2 separate regions of the Homo sapiens genome follow, and region 2 is linked to region 1. Evidence: read pairs that join two places in POLR2A ChIA-PET (ENCODE). Cell type or tissue: K562. All regions are shown on one strand. Links, peaks and the distances in the headings refer to the core of each region. The heading gives the core; the rest is flanking DNA.

Region 1 (7,762 bases), core at 1,223-6,222:
GCACACACATACATACATACATACACACACATACACACACACAAATATTGCCAAGTTTTAAAAAATAAAGGAAATCCCATCATTTGCAACAACATGGATAAAGCTGGAGGACATTATGTTAACTGATATAAGCCAGAAACAGAAAGGCAAATACTGCATGATCTTATTTGCATGTAGAATCTAAAATATTCAAACTCATAGAACCAGAGAGTAAAATGGTGGGTGTCAGGACTGGGGAGGGAAAAGGGAAATGGGGAGATGTTTATCAAAGGGTATAAAAGAGTACAGTGATACAAGATGAATAAGTTCTAGATAGCTAATGTACCGCAATGTGACTATGGTTAACAATATTGCATTATTTACTTTAAATTTGCTAATTTGGTAGATTGTAAGTGTTCTCACCAAAAAAAAAAAAAAAAGAAAGAAGATGATAATTATGTAAGGTTATTTTATGTGAATTAGATTGATTGTGATTTCACACAATTATTGCAGTAATTTCACAACAAATATATCAATGTACAACAAATGTATTAATATATCAAGTTGTATACCATAAATATATAGAATTTTTATTTGTCAATTATATGTCAATAAAGCTGAAAATAATAGTGAAAGAAAAACATTGCATGAAGGAGATACAGCTCACTAGATTTAAGAATGACCTAATGGAATGCAGACCAGGAATTCTAGTGTTTAAGGGTCGGAAAGACGAGGACTAGAGTCAAGATTAGACTAAGGGCGCCAGCTCTGGAGACCTCTCATCAGTGCCTGTCTGTCTATCACACAGAACATGGGACTTTTCTTTGTCTTGCTCCATTGTACACATTGAGGCCACCTCAGCTCAGAGCTGTGTGCCTTCATGAGGGTCCCCCATCCACAGAGAGATGCTTAACCTAGTGTGTTTTTCTAGAAAGAGATGGATATGAGTTTAAAACACTAATCAGGGCTGACTGATCTTTGCCAGATTAAAAATGGAAATGTCCACTCAGGAAACAGGATAGGGATTCTATGGAGGTAAACGTTCTTGGAGGACTATTTGTTGTTGTTTGTAACACATGACAGACACTTGCAAGAGCACCAGAAAGTGAAGCCAAAGGAGCAATGAGCTAAGTGGTGGCACTGGGGCTTGGTGGACAAGGAGATGGGTGATTGGGGAAATGACAGTTTTGAATGTAAGACCCTTGTTTCGCTATGTATGCTTTAAACATTTATGTGCTATATTATATTAAACAATAGTTGAGATAATGTTTATAATTTGAGATAATATTAAAATGGTAATGGTCAATGACCGGCTCAGAAATCCATCTGGGTGCGTGTGTTGGAGCCAGTAGCCCAGATCACTGTAAAGAGAAATTTTCCTGCAAGAAACAGACATCTGAACTTTACCAGGAGCTGCTTTGTCCTCAGTTCCAAGGACACAGTGAGAAAATGGCCTCTATGAGGAAGCAGACAGTCATTAGACACCAAATCTGCCAGCACATTGATCTTAAGACTTCCCAGCCTCCACGAGTGTAAGAAATACATTTCTGTTTTTATAAGCCACCAGTTTAAGGTATTGTGTTATAGCAGTCCAAAGGTATGTGGATAATAACCAATGTACTTTTTAAAAATATGTGGCTGGTCTTGATGGCTCATGCCTGTAATCCCAGCACTTCGGGAGACCGAGGCGGGTGGATCACGAGGTCAGAAGTTCGAGACCAGCCTGGCCAACACGGTGAAACCCCGTCTCTACTAAAAATGCAAAAATTAGCTAGGCGTGATGGCACATGCCTGTAATTCCAGCTACTCGGGAGGCTGAGGCACGAAAATCACTTGAACCCGGGAGTCAGAGTTTGCAGCGAGCCAAGATTGTGCCACTGCACTCCAGCCTGGGCAACAGACCGAGACTCTGTCTCAAAAAATAAAATAAAATATATAATCTGCTTAATTGAAGTTTATATGTTTTAAGGTTTAATGATGATTATAATTTAAAAGTGGCTCACAAAATCAAAGAAAATTAAAAAATGGCTAGAGAACACCCTGCAGGTTTAAAAAATTAATTCTCATGGTTATGAGATTAAATGAGATTCCAGCTAGAAACAGTATTGGCTCACCTTGAAAATAAACTACCCATAGAGTCCTTGAGGAACAGAAGACCCATCCACCAAATAAGCTTTCCTGTGGATCATTTAGGAAAGAGCCCATGCTAACAGGGAGACAGTCTAAGTACAGGACTGTTTCCAGGACAGGGGTTTAATGATCTGCAAAGAACAATGTTCTCGCAAAGAACAATCACTCAAATGTGCCCTGGCTAAGCCCCCATAGATAGACATCGGGTCAAAGACAAAGGAACTCTAAAAAATAAAAACAAGGCCAGGCATGGTAGCTCATGTCTGTAATGCCAGCACTTCGGGAGGCTGAGGTGGGCAGATCACCTGAGGCCAGGAGTTCAAGACCAGCCAGGCCAACATGGTGAAACCCCATCTCTACATTAGCTGGGCATGGTGGCGCGTGCCTGTAGTCCCAGCTACTCAGGAGGCTGAGGCAGGAGAATCGCTTGAACCCGGGAGGCAGAGGGTGCAGTGAGCTGAGATTGCACCATTGCACTCCAGCCTGGGCAACAAGAGCAAAACTCTGTATCAAAAAAATAAATAAAAACAAAGTTAAAAAAAAAAGAAAGCAAATAAATAAAACCCTTTACTTTTATGCTCACTCTCTCAACATCTTCAGATCTTCTCTCAGTTGGTGTTGCTTTGGGAAGAGACCTGCAGAGGAACAAATAACCCAGCAAAGACAGCCATCCTTACTACAGCGTGGTGGATATGGAGTTGAGTAAGACGTTATTTCTGGAGCACAGACCCAGGCCAGTCAGCACAGTGTGGGAGATGGAGGCATTTAATGTGAGGGTTTCATAGAAAACTGCAGAAATGGTACTGAGCAGATGGATCCTATTGCTCTGTCCCTGCCATTGAAAAGTTGGAAAGAGTCACCATGCAGGACCATATCACACAGGAAAAGAAGAAGCTGCCATTGTCCCTAGACAATTAACCAGAGAGCATGTTTCTTTTGCATTTCATTGTTGGAGGGGAGAGGGGCTGAGAGTGGATGAAATTCTCAAGGCCATGTTGCATGAAGCCCTCTTCTGCACAGGGTAAGGAAGCACCTTCATAGCGAGAGAGAGCCTGAGAGACCAGGGCAGGTTTTGGTCTCATTACGCATGAACTTGGACCACTGTGGAAATTGTAGCTGCCTGCATATGAGCTGCAGTAATAATCAGCCTCGTCCTCAGCCTGGAGCCCAGAGATGGTCAGGGAGGCCGTGTTGCCAGACTTGGAGCCAGAGAAGCAACCAGGGGCCCCTGAGGGCCAATTACCGACATCATAAATCATGAGTTTGGGGGCTTTGCCTGGGTGCTACTGGCACCAGGAGACAAGGTCATAACCCCCAATGTCACTGCTGGTTCCAGTGCAGAAGATAGTAACCTACTGTCCAGGAGACCTGGACACTGAGCGAGGCTGAGTCAGAACAGACTGGGCCCAGGACCCTGGAAAGAGGGAGAAATACACTCTGGTGAGTCAGTGCTGGGCCCAGGTGAGTCTGAGGAGCAGGAGACCAAAGATCAGCCCAGAGGTCCCCAAGGCCCCTTCCCTGGAGGCGTCACCTGTGCCCTGAGTGAGGAGGGTGAGAAGGAGCAGAGCCCAGGCCATGGTGGAGACGTCCCGAGAGAGCGCTGCCTCCTGAGACCCCAGCGCTGGGCCTACCCCCAGACTTGTCTTATCCCCTCTGCCTCAGAGGAGGGTGGGGCCTTCATGCAAATCTGCACCCTGAGCTCCTCTCCTCACCCCACTCTCACCTGGGCCGGGCTCAGAGACTTCTGCTTCCCTGGACAGCGGGGCTCAGCTGAGGAGATTAAAACTTGTTGTCTATTCTGATGGTAGGAACTTGATTCCTTTGTACCTAATTTCCTCAAGAGAGAAAGATCTGCTGAAGTCCCTCATCTGAGTGAGCTCCTGGCCCTCAGTGTCTCTGCTGTGTTGTGCCTGTGTCTCTGTGAACCTCCAGGCCTGGGCCACGCCATGGTGCCCTCTGCTTGGCACCCACCTCCAGGCTCTCTAAACTGTGAGGAAATGGGGGTGCCCACCCCATGGAAACCCCTGCTGTGTGTTGTTGGTCTCCCATCTCTTCAGCTGCAGCCTTGTCCCATCCCCACCCCCACCCTTCATGCCGAAGCATCTGCAGCATCAAATCCCTTGAGCACATTAGTCATTCTAGGTCATTCAGGGGCACACGTGGGAGGGGCCTGTGGAGGAAACAAGGAGCAATGGAGCCACAGTCCGCTGCTCCCAATCCTGCCCTTCCCACTCATGAGCAGGTGACTTGTCCTTTTCAGCCTCTGGTTCTCAGCCTGAGAACTGAGGACCACAGGGCCCACCCACTGCCCATGCAGAGGATCTATAGAGAGATGAGTGTGAGGTGGAAAATGAAAGCTTCTAAAATGGGCCATTTCTAGCCTAGTAAGAGCCTTTTTTTTTTATATAGACTTCATACTTATCTAAAGATTTCAGACCGAGCGTGATAGCTCACGCCTGTTATCCCAGCAGTTTGGGAGACTGAGGCAGGAGGATCGCTTGAGGGCAGGAGTTCAAGACCAGACTGGCCAACATGGCAAAACTCCACTTTTACTAAAAATACAAAAATTAGCCAGGCATGGTGGTGCGTTCCTGTAATCCCAGCTACTCGGGAGACTGAGGCAGGAGAATCACTGGAACCCGGGAGGCAGAGGTTGCAGTGAGCCAAGATTAGGCCACTGCACTCCAGCCTGGGTGACAGAGCAAGAGAGCAAGACTCTGTAAAAAACTATATATATATGAAACATATGTATGAAACATATATGAAACATATATATGCAATATATATGAAACATATATATGCAATATATATATGAAACATATATATGGCTATATATATGAATATTGCATATATATGTTGCAATATATATATGAAACATATATATGAAATGTATATGAAACATATATATGAAATGTATATGAAACATATATATGAAACATGTATATGAAACATATATAAGAAACATGTATATGAAACATATATATATGAAATATTTCATTCAACTTTATCTTTTATTTTTTTCCTCATATTACAAAGAAGTGTTATTTCTGCTTTCTGGGTTTTCTTCCATCTCACTGTATCCACAAGCTACAATAAACCAACTTTTTGGCCGGGCATGGTGGCTCACCCCTGTAATCACAGCACTTTGGGAGGCCGAGGTAGGTGGATCACCTGAAGTCAAGAGTTTCAGACCAGCCTGACCAAGATGGTGAAACCCCGTCTCTACTGAATACAAAAAATTAGCTGGTGTAGTGGTGCACGCCTGTAATCCAGCTACTTGGGAGGCTGAGGCAGGAGAATCGCTTGAACCTGGGAGGCAGTGGTTGTAGTGAGCCGAGATTGCACCATTGCACTCCAGCCTGGGCAACAAAAGTGAAACTCCATCTCAAGAAAACAAAAAACAAAAACAAAAACAAAAAACAACTCTTCTTAATCAAGGAGCACATAAGAAACACAGGGGCCGGGTGTGGTGGCTCATGCCTGTAATCCATCACCTTGGGAGGCTGAGGCGGGTGAATTGCTTGAGCCCAGGAGTTCGAGACCAGCCTGGCTGGGCAACATAGTGAGACCTCCTCATCTCTATTTTTAAAATTAAATTAAAAAAGATAAATAGAGTAAACATAGAACCAATGTGAAAATATTTCTCTCTGTTTCTTTCCTCAAATCACTTTTAAAACTCTTTCATCTTTTGATGTTTTCCACTGCCTGTGATTCAGATTGATTTAATTTTCACGTTTAGAATATTATTACTGTTTTCAGGTTCCATTTCGGATGCAGTGGCATATACCACATTTTCTCCAAGCCCAGCTGTAAAACCTGGGACAGAATCCATGGAGCATCAATTTGATTACTTGGAAAAGCAAATCACTGGAGGCAGACTAGGGGAGATACTAGCACTTTTAGTAAAATCAAACCAGCAGAGAGCTTCCCATTTTCCCCCAGTGTCCTGTGGCCTGCACTCAGGGCAGACCAATACCTGGAAGGGGTACCAGTGTGCAGCCACAAAAGTTCCAGAAGAAGCTCCACTGTTCTGGCTTGAAGATGAGAAAGGAAACCCCTAGTGCTCAGGGCAAATTTGAAATGTCCACGTTTTCCTTTTCTTATGTTTGTTCTTCTCTCCATTCTACATGATCCAGCCTCCAGGAAATTCTTCGTGGTGACAGCAGGGACAGTAGAGACTGTGCGGACTTTCTTTTCTCATCTTTGGAGCTGATTTCCAAGACAGTGGCACTTAATCCCCTTACCTTTGTTACTCTTTGTCCTCTTGGTGTTTGGTGTGGACACGGACTCAGTTGCAGGAAGTGCACAGCACCGCAGGCTTATTAAAGTCACAGTTTTTTCACCAGAAACCAAAAGGGAAAGTCTGGGGAACCATAAATAATGGGCAGACTGTGGAGAGAAATAAGTTTGAGGGGGAAAAAACCCTGTAAATTCCTTATGAAATCTTGGGCACAACTCTGAGCTACGTGTGCATGGATCTGATCCAAAATAGAATAAAAAAGGCTCAGGGAACAGAATCAAGGAAGAGACCTCGGACCAGATCCCAGATGACCACTGTGGAGTGATCCAGGCACTCTGTTTCCCAGGGACCAAAGGCAGAGCTGGGGACTGTTTATTCCCACTCAATACCTTCTAGGTTCTCTCAGAATGACCCTCAAATACCTCTGTCCTCTTTCTATGCAGTGCTCTGAGGCTGGGGGCTGAGGCTATTTATTAGCCTTTCTAGAAACGAACATATTGGGACACAACATATTTTGGACATTCCACTCCCCACTTCTCCCTTAGAAGGGTCTCAGGAGGAAGCAGCCCATGGAGCTTCATACACTCCCTGGTTAAACCACAGCAATTCCCTTCCCCAAATCCAAGCCCTTGCCGCCCCCTGGTGGCCTCAGATGGAGGAGCCCAAGCCCCAGGGAGGCGGCTGAGTGGATCTGGAAATCCCTGTCCTGCTCCTGCCCCTTCCCGTTCCTTCCCATCCCAGCTCAGGACCAGGCCTCCTGGTCCCTTCTAATCCCCCCCAGGCTCCTGGCCCTTGGTCCTCTGGCTTCCTCCAGGATGGATGCACCTTCTGCCACACCAGGGGCCCAGACCCTCCCCCGCAGAACCTCTTAGCTTGTCCCAGGGCAGCCTAGTCACAGCGTTAGTGCACCTGAGGCAGCTCTAGAGGCTCAGGGTTACAGAAATATTGTTAGATGGTAAATAAAACCAACCCCAGGAGGAAGGCTGAATGAGAAAAATGGTATGAGGAGACATTGATCAGCTTATCAAAATGGTTTGAAAGAAAGACTAGTTCTAGTTCATGAAGGACAAAGAGCACAGTCAGACTTGAGAACAACTGAATGGACAGCCAGAGGTGAGTTTTTGAATTTGAGGACATGGGAGAAGGGTCAGGGGTCAGGCTGGGGCTAAGGGTTCCAGCTCCAGGGGCCTCTCATTAGACATTAAAGTGATAAGCGGCCCAACGCAGTGGTTCACGCCTGTAATCCCAGCACTTTGGGAGGCCAAGGTGGGCGGATCTCTTGAGTCCAGGAGTCTGAGACCAGCCTGGGCAACATGGCAAAACTCTGTCTCTACCAAAAAAATTTTAAAAATTAGCCGGACATGGTGGTGCATGCCTGTGGTGGTCCCAGCTACTAGGGAGGCAGAGGTTGCA
Region 2 (7,762 bases), core at 1,676-6,675, 1.2 Mb before region 1:
GGCGGCCTCAAATCCTGTCTGACCTTGCCCCTCTTGCTGATGCAACTTCTCAGCAATTCCAGATTCTGCAAGAGGAGTCCTGCTGGGTTGTTGTCTGTTTGCACCTGATCACACAAGGCAGAGGTCATGGCTAACCCCCTTGGGTCTGAGTCCAACTTGGCTAGTTGGCAGTAGTGTGCCAGGTCCCCAAGCCTGCCAGAATGGAAGAACAAGCCCTTCAAACCCAGTGTGGGCCGTGCCATCACACACCATGCTGCCGCCTTCATTGAGTTCATCCAGCAGTTGTGCACTGAGCTCCTACTGTGTGCCAGCCCCTATGCCACATCTGTGAAGCCTGAGGACATTCCGGCCCTTAGTGCGCTGGCACTCCCGTGGGGTGGTGGGGACCTGTCTCAGGGTACAGTGTGTTCCATCTGGGGGTATATGTGCGTGGAGTTGGTGTTGAGGGTCTGCCCCTCATCATATGTGTCTGTCCTGCAGGAAGGGATCCCACTCTGGGTGTCTCTGTGGATGTCCAAATCTGCTCTGTACCTGGCTCCCTGCCCCAGCTAGCAACTCCTGGGTGGCAGGGAGCTCACCTTTCTGGGCCTTGAAGTGGGGCTTTGCTCATGGCGGCCTCGCCGAGTGCCCATACGCTTCCTCCAGTTGTGGCCCACAGAGGAGAGGCCTGACAGCCTGCGCAGTTCCTCTGGAAGGCCCAGGAAGTCCTGTTGGTAGGGGTTAGGGAGAAGGTGTGCCCTCCCCCTGGGCTGTACCCTGACACTCACCTGCCAGCTCTGGGTAATGGTCATCCAGGTTCTCCAATAGGGACTCATAGCGGGTGGAGGCCATGTCCTCTCCCTCTGTGACATGTGGAGAGACGATGAAGGACACCTGACTGGCCTAATGGTCCCTACTCTGCCTCTCACTCTGGAACTGTTTGCTAGTCCAGGCTGGGAGCAGAGCATTGGGTAGGGATGGATTGGGGCTAGGTCCCCAGCCGAGGTGGGAGGCCGGACAGGGCCTTGGGTGGTCTATGGTCTGCTATGCCCCCCTCTTACATTCTACCATAGCTGCAGGGGAGAGAACCTTGGGCCACCTTACTGATGATCCGAACGAGGACATATATGGCTCGCTCCTTCAGTAGGGAGTTGCCCATGGTCTGGGCCCGGGAAGCCCCTTCCTTCAGGTCCTCCTCCAGGCTCACTAGGTTGCCATCCTCAGCCAGGAGAGCAATGGTCGCTGGGAGGACATGGAGAGAGACTGGGCAGGGCTGGCACCCCTGCCTGGGACCCCTCAGCCCCTCCTTCTCCTCCCTGTCTCCTCACCATCTGGGGGCAACCCTGCTTTCTGCCTCAGGTGGGCGGTGAGGTTCACCAGCCTGCAAGAGGTGTTCACCAGCACCGAGCAGCCAGCTGTGGAGAGGGGCAAAGGTGAGCCTGTGAGATCTCTTACCTTCCTCCAAATCGGGGTCCTCTGTCTCTCCCTCCCATCTCTCCCTTTCCCAGAGCTGCGACTGGGCCTATGGGCTAAGACTGTGCCCCGGGCATAACAGCTCCAACATCTGTTGCTTAAACTGCCTTGGAGAACCCTCCATCCATCTCCCATGTGTGGTGACTTTTCTCCCATGTGTGGTGACTCCCAAGTGTTGGTCTCTTGAGTCCTGCAAAGCACGAAGTGGGCGCCAGCCCAGCCTCCTCCCGGGACCCGCCCCCACGGGACCCAGCCAGTCCCCGCCCTCCGCACCCACCGGCTCCTCTCTTCCCTTCCGCTACCGCACAGGGCCGACCCGCCTCCAGCCAGAGGCACGGGGACCCTGCAACTGTGGCTAGAGTTTCAGGTGTCTGATGCACGCTGAAGCTTGAGGATCACGGATTGAATGGCGAAGAGATTGTGCGGCTTAAAAACCTGCTCCAGGGTAATGCGGCGGTCTCTGGCCGAGAGGAACCCTTGTGAATGAGCAGGACTCAGCTCGGGTTTTCCCTTTAAGGGACTCGCTCCAGGTGCTGGCTTCGCCTCCTCACAGAGCCGCTTCCCCGACGACCCCCGCCATGTGCACCACCCCCCTTTCCCGCCATTGCCTCCCCACCCACCGCAAGGGCGGAAGGAAGCACGCCTCTGAGTGTGCTCATCCCCCTATCCGCCTACCAAGACAGGGGACCCCACTTACCCCCAAACATCACCTTGATAAACATAGCTGCAGCGGGTGAGGGAGATGTGGGGGGCTTTGATCCCCCAACTCTCGATTCCCCAACTAAGGAAAAGCGTGGAGCAGAGACCTGCTTCAGGGCCGGGCTCTGGAGGGAGAAGTGGATGTGTGAGTGTGGATGGCTGGGTCCCAGGGCCAGGCCCCTGCTCAGCCACCTCTGTGGTTCTGCTGCTTCAGCCTAGCTCAAACCCTGCAGCTAGTCCAAGACTCCTGGCCTCCTCTTCCTCCCCACTGAGCCCTGGGCCACAGCAGCTCCCCTAAGCTTCCAAGCTGGTCTCCATGGCAGTGGGGGCGGAGACATCTAGGCAGGAAATGCCTTCCTCCCTGTATCCGTTAACGGGGCCCATGGGGGAGAGGTGACAGAAGAAGTGGGGGCTGGCATTCCCTGAGGCGGGGAATGCCATCATTGGGATTGATTTTTTTTAGAGACAGTCTCCCTATGTTGCCCAGGCTGGTCTCGAACTTGGCTCAAGCAATTCTCCAGCCCCAGCCTCCCACAAGTGCTGGGATTGCAGTTGTGAACCACTTGTACAGTAAAGTTCACCCTTTCTGGTGTTTTAAAGTTATGCCAACTCTCATATAACCACCACCACAGTCAAGATACAGAACATTTCCATCACCCCCAAATTCCTTTGCCCCCTTTGTACTCAGCCCTAGTCGCTTCCAGGTCCATAGCAGGTCACAAGCACCTCCTTGTTAGCACTGGCCACTAGCTAGTCCCTCACACCGGTTCTCACCGTCATTTCCTGTCTTTTATTTATTTATTTATTAAGTTTATTAATTATTATTATTATTGGTGTTTTTTAAATTTTTATTTTTTGAGATGGAGTCTCCCTGTCACCCAGGCTAGAATGCAGTGGTACGATCTCGGCTCACTGCAACCTCCGCCTCCCGAGTTCAAGCGATTCTCCTGCCTCAGCCTCCCAAGTAACTGGGACTACAGGTGTGCACCACTACACCTGGCTAGTTTTTTTTTTTTTTTTTTTTTTTTTTGAGACGGAGTCTCGCTCCCTCGCCCAGGCTGGAGTGCAGTGGTGTGACCTCGGCTCACTGCAAGCTCCGCCTCCCGGGTTCACGCCTTTCTCCTGCCTCAGCCTCCTGAGTAGCTGGGACTACAGTCGCTCGCCACCACGCCCAGCTAATTTTTTTTGTATTTTTAGTACAGACGGGGTTTCACCATGTTAGCCAGGACGGTCTCAATCTCCTGACCTCGTGATCTGCCCGCCTCGGCCTCCCAAAGTGCTGGGATTACAGGATTACAGGCGTGAGCCACTGCGCCCGGCCTTTTTTTGTATTTTTAATAGAGATGGAGTTTCACCATATTGGTCAGATTGGTCTCGAACTCCTGACCTCAAATGATCCGCCCATCTTGGCCTCCCAAAGTGCTGAGCCACCAAGCCTGACCTATTTATTTTTTTTTGAGAATGAGTCTCGCTCTGTCAGCCATGCTGCAGTGCAGTGGCGCAATCTCGGCTCACTGCAACCTCCGCCTCTCGGGTTCAAGCGATTCTCCTGCCTCAGCCTCCGGAGTAGCTGGTATTACAGGCGCCAGCCACCACCCCTGGCTAATTTTTTGTATTTTTAGTAGACATAAGGAAGGCCAGGCTGGTCTCGAACTCCTGACCTCAGGTGATCCACCTGCCTGAGCTTCTCAAAGTGCTGTGATTATAGGAATGAGCCACTGTGCCCGGCCATTTCGGCCATTTCGTGTCTTTTGTATTTGTCTGCTTCTCCCAGTCTCTCCCCTTCTTGTTCCCCTCCTCTCCGTCTTCCTTTTCTGTCTAGGCTTCACATTCTCTCTCCCCTCCCCTCCTCTCCCCTCCCCTCCCCTCCCTCCTTTCCCTTTTTTCCTTTCTCTTCCTCCCTCCCTCTCTCCCTCCCTCCCTTCCTTCCTTCCTTTCTTTTTTTGACAGAGTTTTGCTCTTGTTGCCCAGGCTGGAGTACAATGGTGCAATCTCAGCTCACCGCAACCTCCGCCTCCTGGGTTCAAGCGATTCTCCTGCCCCAGCGTCCCAAGTAGCTGGGATTACAGGCATGTGCCACCACACCTGGCTAATTTTGTATTTTTAGTAGAGACAGGGTTTCTCCATGTTGGCCAGGCTGGTCTCGAACTCCTGACCTCAGGTGATCTGCCCCCCCTCGGCCTCCCAAAGTGCTGGGATTACAGGCGTGAGCCACTGCGCCCGGCTGGCTGGCTTGCTTTCTCGCTCTTTTGCTCTTTCGCTCTTTTGCCCTTCCTTCCTTCCTTCCCTCCTTCCTTCCTTCCTTCCTTTTCTCTCTTTCTTTTTCTTTTCCTTCCTTCCTTTCTTCTTTTCTTTCTTTTCTGTTCTCTTTTTTTTTGAAACAGGGTCTTACTCTGCTGCCCAGGCTGCAGTGCAGTGGCACAATCACAGCTCACTGCAGCTTTGGCCTGCCGGGCTCAAGCAATCCTCCCACTTCAGCCTCCTGAGTAGCTGGGTCTACAGGTGCATGCCACCATGCCTGTTGAAATTTTTTTCTTTTTAATTTTGTAGAGATGGAGTCTCACTATGTTGCCTAGACTGGTCTTGAACTCTTGGGGTCAAGCAATCCTCTTACCTTGGCCTCCCAAAGTGCTGGGATTACAGGTGCAAGCCACTGGTCCCAGCCTCACATTGGTTTTTTTGCCTCTCCGTGTTCATCCTTCCTTTGACTTTTGTTCTCATGTCTCTTTTCATTATCCTTTCCCTTTCCTTCCTGCTTACTGCCTCCCCTCTGTCTCTGTCTCTCCACTTCTGTCTCCTGCCCTCACCCCATGACCCCCACCAGACCTTTCCAGCCAGGGCACCAGGTGGATGCCTGGAGCAACACCTCCCTTTCCCCAGCTCCCTTACCCCCAAGGTTTTAGAAGTGCTTCCAGCCCCCATGATTCGGCTGTGTCCTGCCTTTTACAGGCAGAGTTCTGGACAGTGAGGGTGGAGGAAATCTGAGTCTTCCATGAAGCCTGCCATTGTCAGACTCCGGCTCTGGATAAGCACTTTCCTTTGGACTGCCTTGGTGTTTCCATCTGTAAAAGGGGGGTATGACCCGTGACTTAGCAGGGCTGTGGTGACGATTAAGTGTGATAAATTTTAAAGAGCTGTCTCTGTGCTCAGCACCGTGATGGAGCAAGCACTCCAATCAGTATTGCAGAAACAGGTAGCACTTCCCAAGCTTACTTAAACATGAGATGGCCAGGCGCAGTGGCTCATGCCTGTAATCCCAACACTTTGGGAGGCTGAGGATCTGCCCAGCCTGGGCAACACAGCAAGGCCTCATCTCTGTAAAAATAAAAACATTAGCTGGGCGTGGTGGCTCACACCTGTAGTCCCAGCTCCTCGGGAGGCTGAGGCGGGAAGATCACTTGAGCCCAGTTCAAGGCAGAAATTAATTAAAATCACACCACTACGCTTCAGCCTGGGTGACACGGTGAGACCTTGACTAAAAAAAAAAGACAAAAAACAGTGCCCTTTTTTTAACTCACAGCCTCCAGAATTCCCTTGGGGAGGCTACATAGCCCCTTCCCAGGTACCACTCCATTCTTGACACCTCCTCAGGGTATCTCCATGACAGTCAAGATACAGTCTCTTGATTCCCTCCTTGGTGGCACTGAAGAGGAGATCCTTGGATGGCAGATGGTGACTACAAGAGCTGAGGCTCCAGGCCTGGAGTGGCCTTTCCTTCCAGATTCTGGCTTCAGGCACTGGAGGCTCCACACTTAACAGTCTCCTGAGCTGTGTTCTGTGGGACGTGGATTCCCAGATATGGTTCTGTCCCGGGAAAAAGTGCTCCATGTTTTTTTTTTTTTTTCTTTTTTGAGACAGAGTTTCATTCTTGTCGCCCAGGCTGGAGTGCAATGGCACGATCTTGGCTCACTGCAACCTCCACCTCCCAGGTTCAAGTGATTCTCCTGCCTCAGCCTCCTGAGTAGCTGGGATTACAGGCGCCCACTACCATGCCCAGCTAATTTTGTTTGTATTTTTAGTAGAGACAGGGTTTCACCACATTGGCCAGGGTGGTCTCGAACTCCTGACCTTGTGATCCGCCCACCTCAGCCTCCCAAAGTGCTGGGATCACAGGCATGGGCCACCTAGCCCCGCCCATGTTTTTTTTGTTTGTTTGTTTTTGTTTTGTTTTGTTTTGAGACAGAGTCTCACTCTGTCGCCCAGGTTGTAGTGCAGTGGCACGATCTCAGCTCACTGCAGCCTCCCAGGTTCAAGTGATTCTTCCGCTTCAGCCTCCCTAGTAGCTGTGATTAGAGGTGCACACCACCACGCCTGGCTAATTTTTTGTATTTTTCGTAGAGACAGGGTTTTACCCTGTTGACCAGGCTGGTCTCAAATTCCTGAGCTCAAGTGATCCCCCCGCCTCCGCCTCCCAAAGTGCTGAGATTATAGGCATGAGCCACTGCGTCCAGCCTTATTATTATTTTTTGAGACAGAGTCTCACTCTGTCATCCAGGCTGGAGTGCAGTGGCACAAACATGGCTCACTGCAGCCTCAAACTCCTGTGCTCAAGTGATCCTCCCACCTCAGGCTCCCAAGTAGCTAAAACTACAGATGTGAGCCACCACGCCTGGCCAATTAAAAAAATTTTTTTGTAGAGACAGGGTCTTGCTCCGTTGTTCAGGCTGGTCTCAAACTGCTGGCCTCAAACGATTTTCCTGCCTTGGCATCTCAAAGTGCTAGGATAACAGGCGTGAGACACCGTGCTCAGTGTCACAGTTATTTTCTGATGTTAGCCTTACCTTACTTGAATAATAATAAAACCGATTAAAATGGTGCACTCTTGTGAGGCACGGTGGCTTACACCTGTTATCCTAGCACTTTGGGAGGCTGAAGCAGGAGGATCGTTTGAGGCTGGGAATTCAAGACCAGCCTGGGCAACATAGTAAGACCCTGTCTCTACAAAAAAAAAAAAAAAAAAAAAAAAATTAAAGAATTAGCTGGGCATGGTGGCTCACACCTGTAGTCCTAGCTTCTCGAGAGCCTGAGGTGGGAGGATCACTTGAGCACAGAAGTTCGAGGCTGCAAATGAGCTATGATCACACCACTCTACTCCAGCCTGGATAACAGAGCAAGACTTTGTCTCAAAATAAGTACATCAATTAAACAAAAATAAAAGAATTAGCCAGGCATGGTGGCATGCACCTGTAATCCTAGCTATTCCGGAGGCTAAGGTAGGAGGACTGCTTGAGCCCAGGAGTTCACGGCTGCAGTGAACTATGATCAAGCCGCTGTACTTCAGCTTGGGTGACAGAATGAGACCTTGTCTCAAAGAAAAAAGAAAAAGCAACACTCCGTCTCAAAAAAAAAGAAAAAAGAAAAAGAAGGCTGGTCACGGTGGCTCACGCCTGTAATCCCAGCACTTTGGGAGACCGAGGCAGGCAGATCACGAGGTAAACAGTGAAACTCCGTCTCCTAAATATACAAAAATACAAAATATACTAAAAATACAAAAATTAGCTGGGCATGGTGATGCGCACCTGTAGTCCCAGGTACGCGGGAGGCTGAGGCAAGAGAATCGCTTGAACCCAGGAGGCAGAGGTTGTGAGCTGAGCATCGCGCCACTGCACTC

The links. ChIA-PET counts read pairs that join two places held together with the same protein. Peaks named below come from ENCODE experiments on the same cell type or tissue, not always from the same donor. Only the 100,000 strongest peaks of a DNase experiment are listed, where the experiment ranks them.
Region 2: POLR2A ChIA-PET joins it to region 1 with 5 read pairs; 1 of 35 experiments calls an interaction of 5 or more read pairs at or near these places.

What each region holds. Positions count from the first base shown.
Region 1 is chr22:22,575,766-22,583,527 of GRCh38, reverse strand. It overlaps IGL and the pseudogene IGLV2-34. Among named protein-coding and RNA genes, the nearest start is that of LL22NC03-63E9.3, 20 kb to the right of the region's middle. In K562, for the core only: no CTCF peak of the experiment used is centred there; a DNase peak (open chromatin) is centred at 4,237; H3K27me3 peaks cover 3,408 bases.
Region 2 is chr22:23,757,719-23,765,480 of GRCh38, reverse strand. It overlaps C22orf15 (chromosome 22 open reading frame 15), which reads right to left and starts at 2,491. Exons shown (of 6, transcript NM_182520.3): 1 at 2,150-2,491; 2 at 1,308-1,394; 3 at 1,084-1,221; 4 at 768-842; 5 at 579-688. The coding sequence starts at 2,174. In K562, for the core only: no CTCF peak of the experiment used is centred there; DNase peaks (open chromatin) are centred at 1,700 and 2,460.